2 separate regions of the Homo sapiens genome follow, and region 2 is linked to region 1. A link is a loop called in an ENCODE intact Hi-C map of the cell type or tissue named here. Cell type or tissue: mammary epithelial cell. All regions are shown on one strand.

The links. A loop is a pair of places that touch in the nucleus more often than their neighbours do. Peaks named below come from ENCODE experiments on the same cell type or tissue, not always from the same donor. Only the 100,000 strongest peaks of a DNase experiment are listed, where the experiment ranks them.
Region 2: it touches region 1 in a loop (7-fold over the local background); 2 of 110 quality-filtered maps call a loop at or near these places.

The regions. Positions count from the first base shown.
Region 1 is chr2:205,810,547-205,818,546 of GRCh38, forward strand. All of the region lies in intron 3 of LOC105373847 (a long non-coding RNA gene), which reads right to left. Among named protein-coding and RNA genes, the nearest start is that of NRP2, 130 kb to the left of the region's middle. In mammary epithelial cell, CTCF peaks have their summits at 3,175 (motif pointing left) and 3,697; a DNase peak (open chromatin) is centred at 3,645; H3K27ac peaks cover 361 bases.
Region 2 is chr2:205,320,277-205,328,276 of GRCh38, forward strand. The region is part of intron 18 of PARD3B (par-3 family cell polarity regulator beta); the gene reads left to right. Among named protein-coding and RNA genes, the nearest start is that of NRP2, 360 kb to the right of the region's middle. In mammary epithelial cell, a CTCF peak has its summit at 3,865; no DNase peak of the experiment used is centred here; H3K27me3 peaks cover 120 bases.

The DNA of each region.
Region 1 (8,000 bases):
GACCCACTTGTGTGTCTCCACAATGGTGCCACTCAGAGAAATGGGAGGCACCTTGTATTAGTGTGTTCTCACACCGCTATAAAGAACTACCCGAGACTGGGTAATTTATTAAAAAAAAAAAAAAAGAGAGAGAGATTAATTGACTCACAGTTGCGCAGGCTGTATAGGAGGCAATGGATGGGGAGGCCTTAGGAAACTTACAATCATGGGGGAAGGCGAAGGGAAAACCAGTATGTCTTACGTGGTGGGAGCAGGAGGAAGACAGAGAGAAGTAGGAGGTGCCACACATTTTAAAACAACCAGATCTCGTGAGGACTCTATTACAAGAAAGCATTCAGGGGATGGTACTAAGCCATTAGAAGCCACCCCCATGATCCAATCACCTCCCACCAGGCCCCACCTCAAACACTTGGGATCACAATTCAACATGAGATTTGGGTGGGGACACAGAGCCAAACCATATCACTCCTGAACCACAAATAATCAAATCAATAATAGTTTGCATGTATTGAGTACCTACAATGTATTAAATGAATTATTCATTTAATCCTCACGATTCCTGCAAGGCAGATTCTACTGCTTTTTGCATTCTATAGATCAGGAGAAGTCCAAAAAGGAGAAGTAACTTGCCAAACACTGCCCTGTAAGTAAAGGAAGGAGCCAGATTTGAACACAGACATTCTAGCGCCAAAGACCATACTCTCAACCGTTAATCACAAAGAAGAGAAGCCTCGCTTTTCAAGTAAATGATCCATATAGTAAAGATCATTGGCTAAAATGTAGTACATCATCTTAGCCGTTCCACTCAACAAAATCTTCTACCCTCCAGAACACAATGGGGATAATTTAGAAGTAAGGGCTGCAGATTTTTATTTTGGTAAATATGGCTATGAATTCTTTTGTGCCATCAAGTCAGATGAATGCTAGGCTCACCATTGCTTGAGGCCTGCATTAGTGTTCAGTATGGCCCTGAATTCTCTATTCTTTGGAAACAACATTTCTAAGATGATGGCAACTTGACAGCTCTTGGAAACAATTTCCTAGGGACTTACCCACAAGATCTCCAAGTGATGCAAGAGGCTGAGGCAGTTAAGAAGAGTGAGGGAGGAATTACTTCCAAGAGTACAGATAAGTCAAGAAAATAATCTAGAGTCACAGAAGATCAAGATCAGAGGCAGATGTTCACATTCCTGGGCTGAGGAAAAGACTCCAGGCCTTGGCTCAAATTGGCCGTAGAAATTGTATGAAGGTGGAATTAAACCCCAACATTCCCTGGGAACTTTCCCCCTTCTAAGTTGTCTAAGACACCAAGAACAAGTATCTATACAAGAGTACTGTACACATATCTGTACTATCTATCTTGTCCTGCATTTATCTTCTACCAAATTGTGGTGTCTACTTTGATGAGAAAGCCAATTTCAGATCTTTCTGTCTCAGAACCAAAAAACACTACAAGGCACAAGATGGGTCTTTAATATATGTTTGTTGAAATGGCAAATGAATGAATGAATGATTCATCAGTCAATTGATAAACACCCTTAATCCTTAATAGCCATGTTATGCAAGTAATATCTCATTATGACAATTCAACCTCTCCCTGCAGCTCACCAATAAAATATTCAAATGTTTTTTATTCTAATGACACTTTGTGATAATTGCTAGAAATCCTATTCCCAGGAGGCAGGAGCCAAAGATGAAACCAAACCAATATCAGATTTCCTCATCAAGACTTGGAAAGTGAAAACAAAATGACTTGAATGCAATAAAAGGGAATATTTTGCAGATCAGCTTAATATATTGCCCTTGAAGTGCTTAAATGTGTTTGTGTGATGTTGTCAAGTAACTACTCAATAAATACTTTAAAGCTTGTTTGGCTTGTTGAAATTTAAAATATTAAGAAAAAGAAAAGAAGTTTGACTGATTTTTGCAAATTCAATACCCAAAGTAGTGTAGAAGAAAATAAAAGCAGCTGGGATTTGTGTAGTTGCTAATTTAGTTGAAGAATAATCATCCATCTAAGCAAAAATACTTCCTCTGCCACATCTGGAGAAACCAGTTGTAGAGGGAAAGTGTGGGTTGGTTGCCAAAAGGACATTTTCCATATTGAAGAAAATCTTAATTTTATGCAAATTGCCATTCGATCTTTTATTTTTTTTCTCTTTCCTCTTTCAAAGCAATGAAATACAGGAAGCAAAAAGGTGATTTGGAGACTTTTATGGAATTGATAAAGTCATACTTTCTTAGGAAAGAGATTAGCTGAAACTTGGCCAGGTGATAAGACATTACAAGAAGGTCAAAGTATTAAAGATTTCCAAAAAAAGCTGCAGGATGAGAAAGTCTGCCAGTAGCTTATAAGAAGAGACCAAGGGATTGGGGATTTTCAACATTAACAGGAATTGAAAATCTGGACCTTTACTTAAAGGAAAAGTAGAGTTACTTTTAAACAATGATTGATAATAATCAAAGTCTACTGGGATAAAGAACTTAACCTGAAGACAGATTTTTTGGTAGAGTATTTCTTTGTATGTTGTTCTACGTTGAGTATTACTTTCTATACTGTTCTTACTATTTTATATTTAGATTTTTTTGGGGGGGGGGACTAAGTCTCGCTCTTGTCACCCAGCCTGGAGTGCAATGGCACAATCTCGGCTCACTACAACCTCCACCTCCCAGGTTCAAACGATTCTCCTGCCCCAGCCTCCCAAGTAGCTGGGATTACAGGCACCTGCCAACCCATGCCTGGCTAATTTTTGTATTTTTAGTAGAGACGGGGTTTCACCATGTTGGCCAGGCTGGTCTGGAATTCCTGACCTCAGGTGATCCGCCCACCTCGGCCTCCGAAAGTGCTGGGATTACAGGAGTGAGCCACCCTATAGTTATCTTTAATTTGCATTTCTGTTTTTCTCAAAACAAGTGATTCTCAAAACTTTATCTGCATCAGAATTACCAAGGAAGTCTTTTAAAAATGGAGATTCCTAATCCCAGATAGTCAAATTCATTGGGTATGGGGTTGGGGTTCAGGAATCTGTGTTTTAACAAAGTAAAGGTAATAGGGCCTGGATAATTTAATGCAAGTGATTCACACCTCACTTTTGAGAAGTTACTCTCGTTAAATATGTTCCAGGTACTGTCCCGGATCTCTGCAGCTGTAGCAACGAAGCGCCACCTACTGGAAATTTACCAAATTACAGGCATAATGGAAAGGAGAACCGAGAAATCAGTGTAGTGATTTTGTCATTTAACTGTGATGTTGTCAAATAACACTCTATAAATGTTTCAAAGCTTACCTGGCTTATTCAAATTTAAAATATTAAGAAAATTAAAATAGGTTTGAATGATGTTCACAAATTCATACTAAAAGTAATGTGGGAGAAAAATAAGCAGTGGATTTGTATAATGACTAATTTATTATAAAGTTTCAGAGTCTAGGACACATAGAAACAGGACACAGGAGGAAGGTTGGAAAGCCACAGAAACACATTTTACCTACTTTTCTATTCTTCCTGCTTCTCGCTGGAAGTAATGGGCTGATAATTAACCTCAAGCCAATTTGTTATGCTTGATTTAAGAAGTCACCATTTGGCTGCAAATCTGTTTTGCCCCACTTGCACATCTCTCCAGGTAAGGCATGTCCAAACCTGCCTTACTCATTCTATGTATGTTCTTCTGATTCCATTGCAACCTCTCCCTCATGTGGGAGGATGTGGGAAGGAAATGGAATTGAATGAAAAGGAAGTCTGTACCAGACAGCATTTTGCCCCCTCCCAAATACATATCATGACAACCATCAAGGAATAGGAGCTCTGGGTGACACAGCTTCCTCCCATGGAGAGGTGTTTGACTTGGGAAGTAAGATACTGCTATACCAACCTCTCATTTCTCCATTCATCAGCAACAATAGATGGCACAAGGCATCCAACCCTTGCAGGAAGCAGCTGCCTTACAGCATGGCATGAAAAAGCATGGAGCATTTGGCTTTAGACAGTAATTTACATGACCAAGGGCAAATTACTTAGCCTCTCTAAGCATCATTTTCCTCCTCTATTAAAGAGGTATTCTTACCTTGTGGGGTTGTAAGAATTTGAGTAATACATGCAAAATGCCTGGGATGTAATAGGTGTTCAATAAATGGTAGTTATTATTTTATGCATGAGACTCGGGCTAATGTATGTGTGAGCATTTAGTTATTAATTAGAAGGTAAATGAAAGCTGGCTGGAGGGAATTGCATTTGACCTTTAGCAAATTATTTCATTTAGATGCGCTGATGCAAAACTCTCACGTCTTATGAAGAAAGACAAAAATAAATCGGGCTGACAAAAGATATTTTAAAAAATACTCAATCTCCCTCCAACATCCTCTCAGTCTATGGCCACCCCACTATAATTTATATGCCATCTGAGGAGATGTTTGTGCCTTTCCCTCTCTTGTCATAGTCAATCGCTGGCTGATCAGGGGCCAGACTCAGCTCTGAAAAACCTTTTTGAGAATCTGCATCTAATGACTGCTCCAAAAAAGAACTCCTAATGCTTTTCGTTTTTCCTCCAAATAAGCTTGCCGTCAAATTAGCTTAGGTGTATTGTCTAAATTATCCCTAGGCTGAGTTTGGCACAACCGGTGCAACATGATGCAGGGGCCTGATGCATTTGTTTCTCCACAGGCCCATTTTATTGAACGACAAAGAGAACCTGCCACACTCCATGTAAAGCACCTTATGGGAGCCCATGTTATGGGAGTCCATTTGTTTGCAGAACCATGGTCTATTACAGGAAGGGCAGAAGCATCTGTGCCAGCTGATGAGAGGAAAGGGAAAAGAGAAAGTGACAAAGGTTTGCGGCAGACCAGAAACAGAAGAGACACATAGACACATCGTGACCTTATCTTGCAAATCCTTGGAAGTTCACTATGTGTGCAGGAGTTCTGAGACTTGACAAATCAATGGGAGACAAAAGAAGGAGGGCTAATGAGAGGATGAGGATCCATGAAGGTGTTTCCATGGTGGAGAGCAATGCATGAAAGAAGTAGCAGCTTGCAAGAGACTAAGAGCGATTAAAAGGCTGGGGCTAGCCCTTTTTGGCAGAAAAGGCAGTGACAAAGAACTGACTGACAGCAGTAGGGAAGAAGAGAGCTAAGTCTACTGCACTTAAGGGAAAAAAGAACTAGAAAAAAAAGGAGAGCTGTAACAGGAAATCAATTGCTGATACTACCCTGCTGGAAATATTGCAGATCCCACGACTAAAAGGAAAGAGATTGGTGTTTTTCACATGTGATTCTCTCACGCTGTATAACACATGGGTAATTGGTGCTATCAGGGGCCTCATCTTCAGTTTCTCTGTCTCTCAACATAGCTGGGATAAGGATGTATTAGAAAGTCCAACCCAATGAACTTTGCAAAAGGGCTGTGATTAGCTTTGGAAGGCTCCGACTGTGCAAGCAGCCAATATAATAAGCTCACTTGTTGTGACTGATTACAGCTATTACCAAGCCTGCATATTTCTGCCTTCTAATGCCCACAGAGGAGTGGGAAGGAAAGTCAGCCAAGCATCCCTGGGACTGGTTTATTAAGCTAATATACCAGGCATTGCCCATTTTGCATCCTGAGAAGCCATCAAGCCCTTTGAACTTAGCATTTTCATTAGAAATCATCTATTTTAAATAATGATACAGTGAATCTTTAGACTGCTTTTTATCCAAGGACCTCAAAATACATTACTATTACTGCTGATTCTTAGCATTTGGAAGATGGTATTACATTAATTTTCTAGATGGTTAAACCAAAGCATCTAATGGTGAAATGCAAAATCAGCTGCAAAGGTAGGGAGAGTTTAGAGTACTCATTTATCTTATCATTTATCTCCATAACTCCATTTACTGTGCACATGCCAGTACCCAGAGGCATAATTATGAGCTAGGAGCACATGAAGACTTTATGAATGTCCATTTGTGGAGGACATTGCTCATGTTGGTGGCTGCCTGACAACTTTCAGGTATGCTTCTTATGTTTGGGGAGGAGCTCACTTTCCTAGTTTCCTTTGCAGGGGCAAGGCAGACATGTGACCTGGAATCTACTAATCAGATGCTCTGGTGAAAGCAACAAGTCTGATTTCTGGTGCAGAAGTTGAACACAGCAAATTATAGTGTCAATGTCGTGATGGTGGCAGCAGAAGCTTCCCCATCAAACCAGTTTGACAGCACAGTCGTAGGCATGTTTCTGGAAGTTTAACCTCTTACCTGGTTCTCCAGCTCTTAAAATGATTTTACAAACTCTTTTTAACAAACACTTTCTCTGCAAAATTAGCCAGACTCAGCTTCTGTCACTTGCATCTAAAAACCCTGAAAAGTATTCCCTTATAGCCCATGAAAAATAGAGGGTTACAGACCTTTTTTAGTACTTTTAGATGGTTTGAAAACTGATTATCAGTCCATTTTGAAACTTAATTTACTCAATTAATATTTAGTATTTACAAATATCTAGTATTTATTAAGCACCTACTATGTGCAAAACACTGTGCTAAGTATTGTGGGAAACATTTTCTGAGTGCTTGCTGTGTGCACTCAGCAAATATTTCCCACAATACTTAGCACAGTGGCAGACATGGCCAGTACCCCCAGGATCTTACAGTCTATGGGGATCAAACAGGAGCAGACAGACTAGGTCAGAGGCAGTTTTAGTAATTCAAGAAAGAGTTGATGGTAGTTTAGACAAGGGAATTAGGGGTGGAGATACAGGAAAAAAAGGACAGATCCAGAAGATATCTAGGAGGTAAAAATAGAGGGAATTTGGCAATAGATTGGATATGGGGAAATGCAATGGGGTCGTAGACGACTCCTGGGTTTGTCATTTGAGCCTCTGGATAGACAGTGGTGTCCATCCCTGAGAGAATGTTGAAAGAAAACCAGATTTTGTAGGGACATCGCAAGTTCAGTCTCAAATGTGTTAAATAAGTTGCCTTTGGGGCATCCATGAGGCAGTTGCATATTAACGGATCTGGAACTTAGAATCCAGGACTGGGCTGAAGTCATGAAGAGTCCTTGCGTAATTGACATAACTGTGTGAATGGGATTTCTTAGGGAAGAATATAGCCTGAGAACCAGAGAGGACCTTGGATTTGTTCTTAAGGAGTATCAAATATAGGTCTAAAAATTAGGGGAGCCACTCATCAATGGTTACCAAAAATCTAGTTCACCTATTTAAAAAAAAAAAAAAAGTGAAACACATTAATCAAAGAAACATGTCTTGATTCTCCAAGTACAAACTCTTCTATAATAATGATCCCACACTCAGAGACCAGCCCAGTCTACTACTAAGTCAATGGGCCAGGTAGGGCCTGTGGCACACAGGAAAGGACATGTCCTGTCTAAAGAGAGCAGCTGATTCTAAGCTCAGACAAGTTATTCCCATATATAATACCTATATCCAAATCCCTCTATTAAATTCCCCACTGTTTGAAATAATTGCCATGATTTTACATTTATCTGAATGCACCTTGACAAAAACAGCATTATCCCAGATTTCTAGAGTCAGAGCCCAATTCTTGCTTCTGACTTGGAAACAATCTTCAGTTACCTTAAATTATTTTCCTTACTAAAGTCCCCTATTTTTCTATTTCCAAATGGCATTGATACCTACAAAAGACAGATCTTCTACTGCGAGTGTTTTTCCTAGCTTCTACAACTCCCCAAAATTATCTTCCAGTGTCTAAGACTCTAACGACAGTTGTCCCACCCTACAATCCCCTTCATTACTCAAATTCATCCTAAAAAAAAAAGGGTAACTTGGTATTCTGGCCCCATGGTGTGGAATGTAAGGAAAAGCGATCAGCTGAACAAAGAGTAATCATCTCCTGGCCCCGTAAGACAGGTTGGCATTAGGAAGCAAGACAGTAGGTTCCTATGCTCCTACCAGCATATCTGAGTGGTAGAGCCCAGGTCACATATCTGCATTGCAGCTGCAAAGGAGACTGGGAAGGTGAGCTCCTACCTCAAACCTACGGATGAACTT
Region 2 (8,000 bases), 490 kb before region 1:
GAGACTCAAATATTAATTCTAAAAGAGAGGAACAAGTCCTTGAACACTACCTTGATCACTGGAATCTCTGCTGGAAGGAACCCTCTTAATTTTGGAAATAATATGTGTTAGAATGTACTAGTGAGCTCTGCTCTTCAGTTTTGCATTTTAAGTGTTAAACTCTAAATCTAACTGTCTATCATGTTTTATTCCATAAGAGACGTATCAGCACATAGGGAAATAGTGGTAGGTTATAGGATGTAATAGAAATTCTAATAGACTGTTTAACAATAATATGGCAGGCAGATGCCATTTTAATCAGCATTGTCATTAACAACTATCAATAGAGAGGATAAGATGTTCTTCTCTTTGTGAATTATGATTTATGGCTGGCACAGCAGTCACGCTGAAGTATATTTATTTTACAATATAGAGACATTGATTAAATGCACATGGCATCTCAAATCCAGTTGACATTTTAAGTCAAAATTATTACAGACACACAGCCATTCATTTAAGCTGTTGCTTTAAAAATGTGTCTCAACTGATTGTTAATGGAAGAAAGTCTAGCTGGGCCAATATTTCAATAACTTGTTCCTTTATTTTGCTGATATACATACACTGGGGGAAAGCTGCCTCTTTTGGCCATACCATTTCTGGTGTATAGGCACTAAAGAGAAGAATACTCTCTTAAATACATACACTCAGGGTTTCTAGACCACTCAGAAAGCATTCTCTTACTAGTGTAAAATTATTTTTTGTTCCCTTTCCATAGTTCTCCCTACCTTCTCTGAAAATCTTGCTTTCTAGCCTAACAATCTGCTTAGGAAGTAGGTCTTAAATAATTGATGATAACTGTAGCTAAAACATTAATATAGTTTAGAGATGATAGTTTTTGTAATATATGTTGCCAATAGACCAGCCACATTAAACAATAAAAGTGTTTGAGTATTGATTGTTGATTTACAAGATTGAAGGAAATAGTAATTGTGTCTGAGAGTATATTCTTTGATTCATTTTCTTATTTATGTCTTTTTAACCTCAAAACTTAGATTTTTTTAAAGTTTGTATTATGAAATAATTTTAGACTTACAGTAAAAGCTACAAAAAATAGCACAAAGAATTTCCTTATACCTTCCGCCCAGATTCCTCAGATAGTAACATTTTTTCTGAATTAGCTGTAGCATTCTCTCTCTCTTTCTCTCTCTTCCTCTCTCTCTTTCCCTCTCTCTCTCTCTCCCCCCGCCCATATGAATGTATATGCACAAATGCAGGCATGCATGCATTTTTCTCTTAATAACTTAACAGTGGTTGCAAACTTGATGTCTTTTTATCCTTAAGTGTACTTTGAAGCTAGGACTATCACTGTATCATTTTATTATACTTTTGAGATAAGTCAAGAGTTGGCCTCAAGTAAACCTCAAAATAGCAAAATCAGAAATTACAAACAAGGAAGGTGGTAATTTCAAATATGATTACAAGTCAAGAAAACCATTTTTGTGGGGTTTATCACTATCTAATCTAAAAACATAAATTAAGTCAGTGTTGACTCCTGGTAAATGAGTACAGATTTCCAAGAGCGAGGTGTACTTCTTTGACAATTAATGAAACTTCAGAAGTAAACCTCTGTAAATAGGTGCAAATATCCTTGTGATAAAGCGTCGGTAACCATTAAATTTGGTGCAGAGTGCTTGAATGAAATGGTGAACAGGAAAATATCCTGCTTGTTATTGTTAAAATTGTGCTGCAGAAGGATCCTTAGAAATTGAATACCATCTCTTTCTCAGACTTGTTATATTTTCCATTTTACTGCAAATGATTTATTGATAAGACTGGAGGGAAGGCTGGAGAAGCCATACCAGTCTTTGATCACCTTAGGACTTTTTCTTTTCAACACCTATTCATTTGAAAACATATTTTGAAAACATAAATGCACAAAGATAAATGTATTATGAAAGTTATAGTGGATTCATCCAAGAAATTTATACTTTGCCTAGTCAGGAAGAGTGGTCTGGAGAAACAGAGCATACTCTGCCAGTCTTTTTATTTACATCTGTTAGGTAGTTGGGGTGTATTATGTTGGAGTGACCACTCCAGGTCAAAGTCTTGTGTCTTGGGAAAGAAGATGAAGCACAGTAATACAGGTTAGGTGTAGCTGGTGGAGGGTGTTGGGATGCATATCTGTTGAGGACCAGCACTTTATTAAGTCCCCAATTCCCTGAACATTCACGCCAGCTCTTACAAAAAACAAAGCAGTAGTATCCATGTGTGTTCCTCATCGCTGGCCTGTCCCAAAATTTTATCAATGTGATGATAACAACACTCGTGCACATGACCACATATTGCTGAATTTGTCCATATAGCTAACTGGAGATAGTTTGATTCTGGGTGAAACAAACAAACAAAAATATGAAGGAGTAGTAACGTTCTACAGAATCCTTTTCTTCCTTCTCTGTGATGAGATTTAATTAGATAGAGCTGCTGAAATCTGTTCTGTGCTTGTGAGTTAAATATGTCTTTGAATGTCTGTGCCCCAAATATCTCCCATGTAAAATATAATACAACTTTATGAAGCACTTTGAAACTTTCAGCCAAAAGAAGGAACGTGTGTTGTTATATCATTATTAACACCTCTTTTTTTTTTTTTTTTTTTTTTTTTTTTTTTTTTTTTTTTTTGATGGAGTCTTGCTCTGTTGCCAGGCTGGAGTGCAGAGGCATGATCTCAGCTCACTGCAGTTTCCGCCTCCTGGGTTCAAGTGATTCCCCTGCCTCAGCCTCCCAAGTAGCTGGGACTACAGGCGCCCACCACCAAGCCCGGCTAATTTTTTGTGTTTTAGTAGAGGGAGGGGTTCATCTTGTTGGCCAGGATGGTCTCAATCTCCTGACCTCATGATCTGCCCGCCTCAGCCTCCCAAAGTGCTGGGATTACAGGCGTGAGCCACCGTGCCTGGCCTAACACCCCCTTTTAACATTGTTAAAATTAAACAGGTAGATAGCACTGTAAGTGTTTTAAGAATGTGGATATGTCATCACTTTTACAGCTTAACTGTATGCTATCAGGGTTAATGGTAAAGACAATGTCTAGAAAACAAACCTTATGTTTCCATGTTCTTGGAGAATCCACGTGCAGTTACACAGTATTCATGAAGCACATGTAGAGCTCAACTTCTAAGGTACAGTCCTGAGATTACCTAAAAATTATGTACAGAATTTTAATTATGAGTATGTGTATTTTTGTGGAGAAAGAATCCATAATGTTTTTCTAATACGCAAAGGGGACTATGAAAAGAAGCTAAGGACCATTAGATAATGTAATCTAGCCTCTGTAGACTATTGATGTTCCCTACCTGACAAGTGGCTGATGTTCTTATTCAGCCCTCTGATTCTTTCCACTAATGTAGTCAACATTTAGCCCTGAAGGATACAAATCTCTGTCATGGGAGTAAAAATGTAACCCTCTGTGGAAGGAATAATGAGACATAAGAGTGTCTATCTCAACACCTTTCATGTCTCAGGGACATCTTCGGGATAAATCCTGGTTTGGAGATAAGTGCAGTGTTATGTCTACTGCAGAAGGGTGTTTATTAAAGATTGTCTTCTTTCTAGTACTCTCTAGCTAGATCCCATCAAGTGTAAACCAAATATAGCCCTCCCCAACATAAGAATTATGTTTGTTTTTGGTGAAGACTTTTAATGTTTGTATTTACCCATGCTTTTCCAGGATATCGTCAATGCTGAGGTCTTCTCTCTGCTGTCACAACTCAGACCAAGGAAATTTTAAGTATGTTTAGATACTTTCTTGAGTTTCATACCCCAAGACTGTATTACACACCTTCTTTTGTCAGGGGCTTTACAGTGTCTAACATAGCTAGGCTGTAATATCATACCTGGCCATTAGGTGTTGCTACGTCACACACTATGCTGCAAACTGAAAAATGATTTAGTTTAGAATTTAAGAATCTGTAAAATAAATTCTTCTATTACTTTTTTAAATTTATACATTTAACATCTTTAATATAAGTGTACTTGAAGTAAGAAGTGGGTATGCTAAAATAAATAAAATATATAGATAAAGGTTACCCATATAATTTCAGTGTGATTGACAATTTATGCTTAGCCTAGTAGAACAACACTCATTTTTATTAAAATAAAAGATTAATACTTCTTTAAAAACAAGGATGTCCTATTTGATGCAAATTACTGTTCAAGAAAGTAACTGAAATTTCCTTTCTTGAAAGGGCAGGCCATTAGAGATATAAATAGAGTTGCAGGTTAATATATCAACTTTCTCTTTAAAATTAGTAATGTTTAAAAATAAATTGTTTCATTTCCACCTAGATCACTTCCTCCTTCTTGACACTATTCCAGCTGTCATATTCTGTGATATTGTTCTCTCAGGGCATTCCTGTTAGCTTTCTGGCAGCTACTCCTAGCTATTCATCTTATTAAAAGTTGTCATTCCCTATACCTCTATACCCAGTCCTCCTCTCTTCTAACCCTCCTCTCTCTTTCTCTGGGAGAGAAAGAGAGTCTGTAAACCAGACTCCACCCAGACTCTGGACTCATAATACATGATGCTTACTAAACGGTTTTCCCAGATGGTCCGTAGGTACCCCAAAATCAACCTGTATATTATAGAATTAACTTTGCTTGTTTATCCTTACCAAGGCTATCCAATAAATCAAGAGGATGCTGTGTCCTTTTCTCTCACCTGTGAAGACCAATCCATCAATTCGTTACCAAGTTCCACAAATTCTACTCTCTAAGAATCTAAATTCTCTCTCCATCTTCACTGCACTTCCTTAGTTCAAATTCTCCTAATTTCTCCCCAAATTAAAGCAATGACCTTCTGAATAGTCTTGATATTCTCTCCCAGCCCACTTACTACAGTACTGCCCATCTGATCTTCACAAACATATATTTGATCTTCTACCAAAATTTTTGCTGTGGTTTCACAGTTTCTTGAAGAGCTTAGATTTCTGAGGTGTTATACAATGTTCAACCTTTATACTTTTATGCTGCCATAGATAAGTACATAAAATTATCATAATGTGCCATGACAGCATTAAGGTAGTCAATGCCTTGGGCTTTTCATATTCCCTGTGACTACAATGCCCTTTCCCCATCCTTCAATCCACACTAACCCCGTGGTCAACTCTTAGTGATGCTTAAATGCTGGGTTCAAGGGTTCTTTGGAAGCCTTGCTGACAACAATTCTCTCCACACTCAGTACTGATAAAGATAGTTTACTAATATCATCTCATTGTTTATTAGTAGTAGTAGTAGTAGTAGTCTCAGAGTCTTCCTCTATTGCCCAGGCTGGAGTGCAGTGGCGTGATCATAACTCACTGTAGCCTCAGACCCCAGGGCTAAGTGATCCTCCCACCTCAGCCTCCCAAATAGCTGGGATTGCAAGTATGAGCCACCGTACCCAGCTTCATCCTATTATTTTGAGTAATTAGACATCCTATCTAGTAATAAGATAAGTAATTTTACTGGTGTCACTTTGGAGGTAACTGGCTTCAGATAAGGTTATTGAATTTCATAGTCCATTATTTCAATTTACCTACAATTATCAGGGCAAATATATAGAAGGAACAAAATTGAAAAACAAATAAAAATAAATAAAACAATTGTGAGAGCAAATAAACACAAAAACATCCTATCATCGTAGACTTCATTGCCTGTGTATCTTAATGTGAATATCATGTACTGTTTTATCAAGCTTTAAATCTGAGGAAATGGAATCTGTGAAAACTGCCTAATTTGTTAATTTGCATGTGAAGTATACTGTTACCAGGGAAGGGTGAAAAACGGATTTGGCGCATGTAGTTTACTAACTCTGAGAGGATAACTGGTGTTAGTTTCTGCTGCTGTAACAAAATTGATTTGGCCTTTATTATACCTCCTATTAGAAAATTACTGTGAAAAACCGCATACTGAAAATGTGAGAGCGCTTTGTAATGAAGAATACATTTTATGTAGCAAAGCAGGAAGCAGTGACACCAAGTCTTAATGACACTTTATATTCTGCCAGTGTACTTAGACACAACTTTCTCAACTGCATAATCTAAAGTAAACAAAAATCTTATTCCATTAGGGACACAATTTGACAATTGAATTTTTTGGTGAACTTTTGGCATCCATTGAAAGAATTGGCTGCAACCCCAGAGATGGGGTTAATCTTTTTAGGGCATCATTGCCTGGAAAGTGGAGGAGATGACCAAGTCAGGCTCTAGGAGTAAAAGCATTATCTCTATGAGCTAGAACGAAGGAGTTATTCAACAGTTATCATCTCTATGACCACTTTTTATTCAATTGCAAGAGCACAGAAAGGATATTATTTTACTCAAGAAAATTGGGGAAAAAATTTACAATCTTAGTATGCTGAGGCTTGATATAATTAAATGATTAAAAGGTAATTAAATAATTACCTTTGTATTTTAATAATTCCCTATAGTCTTAGGTCAAATCTATGTGGAAGAATATCACATATCCTAATGCTGACAGTATTTGCTGTCACATCCACCCAGTTTGGAAAAGGGCTCTTCATTAGGGGAAATAAGTAGTACATTCTTGTACAGTAGTAAATACTTATCATGTAGCAAGACAGAATAAAAATCAATATTAATCAGACTAGACAAATGCTTCTAGTATAACTGAAATTCTCAAGCCCTAAGCCCTAAGTGTTCTCTTCGGTGCTATTTATTACTAAAATATTTGCTACTTCTGACACCAAATAGTTCTGTAATGTAGGGTCTTTAACTTTTGATATCTTAGTCTGATCATCAGAATACCCAGCTCTATCACTGTATGTGTTCTTAGGGAGAATATGAAAATTTTATTTAAAGATCTTCAGCATATACATGACTGCTATTTTCTTACCTTGGCATCCCACAATGAAGCTAATGGAAAGGTTTAGCAATTCTATGCTGTTGCTCATTTCTCCCTGAAACTTTGACTATTCAGCCCACAATATGTCTACCTGTATGCTCCACTGCCCCACCTTTATGAAGATATGGCTGTATATTTCAGCTTTTCATTTTTATCGCTAACGGGGACACACCTGTTCCTAATGCTACCTAAGATTGTGCTGGTCTTTGGTACATTATAGAGGTAGGAATAGTATCTAACTCCCTTATATTATTAGTGTTTACTACTTTATAGGTATTGAAACTGTTCTGAGTTCTGTACATTTGTTAATTCATTTAATCTTCACAATAATCCTATGAAGTAGCCACTGTTATTATACACATTTGACAGATTTAGAAGCTGAAACATAAAAAGATTGCTTGCCCATGGGCAGATAGATTCTAAACGGACAGAACTGGTAGGATTTCACCCCAGCAGTCTGGCGCCATACTCCTCCCTTTTTTTACTCTTTGGCTCTTAGCTAGCTGGGCAAACTTGGGTAACTTTAAGCTACTCAACTGCTCATTTTCCTTTTCAAACAAAGAGAAAGAGAGGAATAAGCTCCACCTCATAGAATTGTGGTGAGAATTAAATAATACAGTGAATGTAAAATACCTCACTGACTGGTACATAGTAAAGTATTCATGTTATTCTTTTTCTTATTACTATCAAGCAATCAATAAAAGTCAGATGAAGGAATTAACTCATGGAGAGGCATAACTCAGAATCACTAAGTTGATCCTTCCAGGGTCCATTTTTATTTTTTCTGTTGAAAAGCTCATTTATAAAGAATGGATTCAGTGGTCTAGCTTGGCCTCTTTCCTGAAAGCATTACGTATAGGGATCAAGCACTCTTATGCTTTCTTCATTAGGCTAAAGAAAAAGCTATTATAACAAAAAGAGATTGCATTTCTATTAAAGCAATTTTACCACCAAATTAGACATTTTAAAGAATATATAGAATGATACATGGAATGCTATCAGTTGTCAAAACCCCCAATATTTCCAAAGCATATATGAAAATAAAAGTCAGAGAGAAACTCATTTTATCATCTTTTAATCCTAATGCCCTGGTTTTCCATTTATTGCATTATGAGATTGACATTATA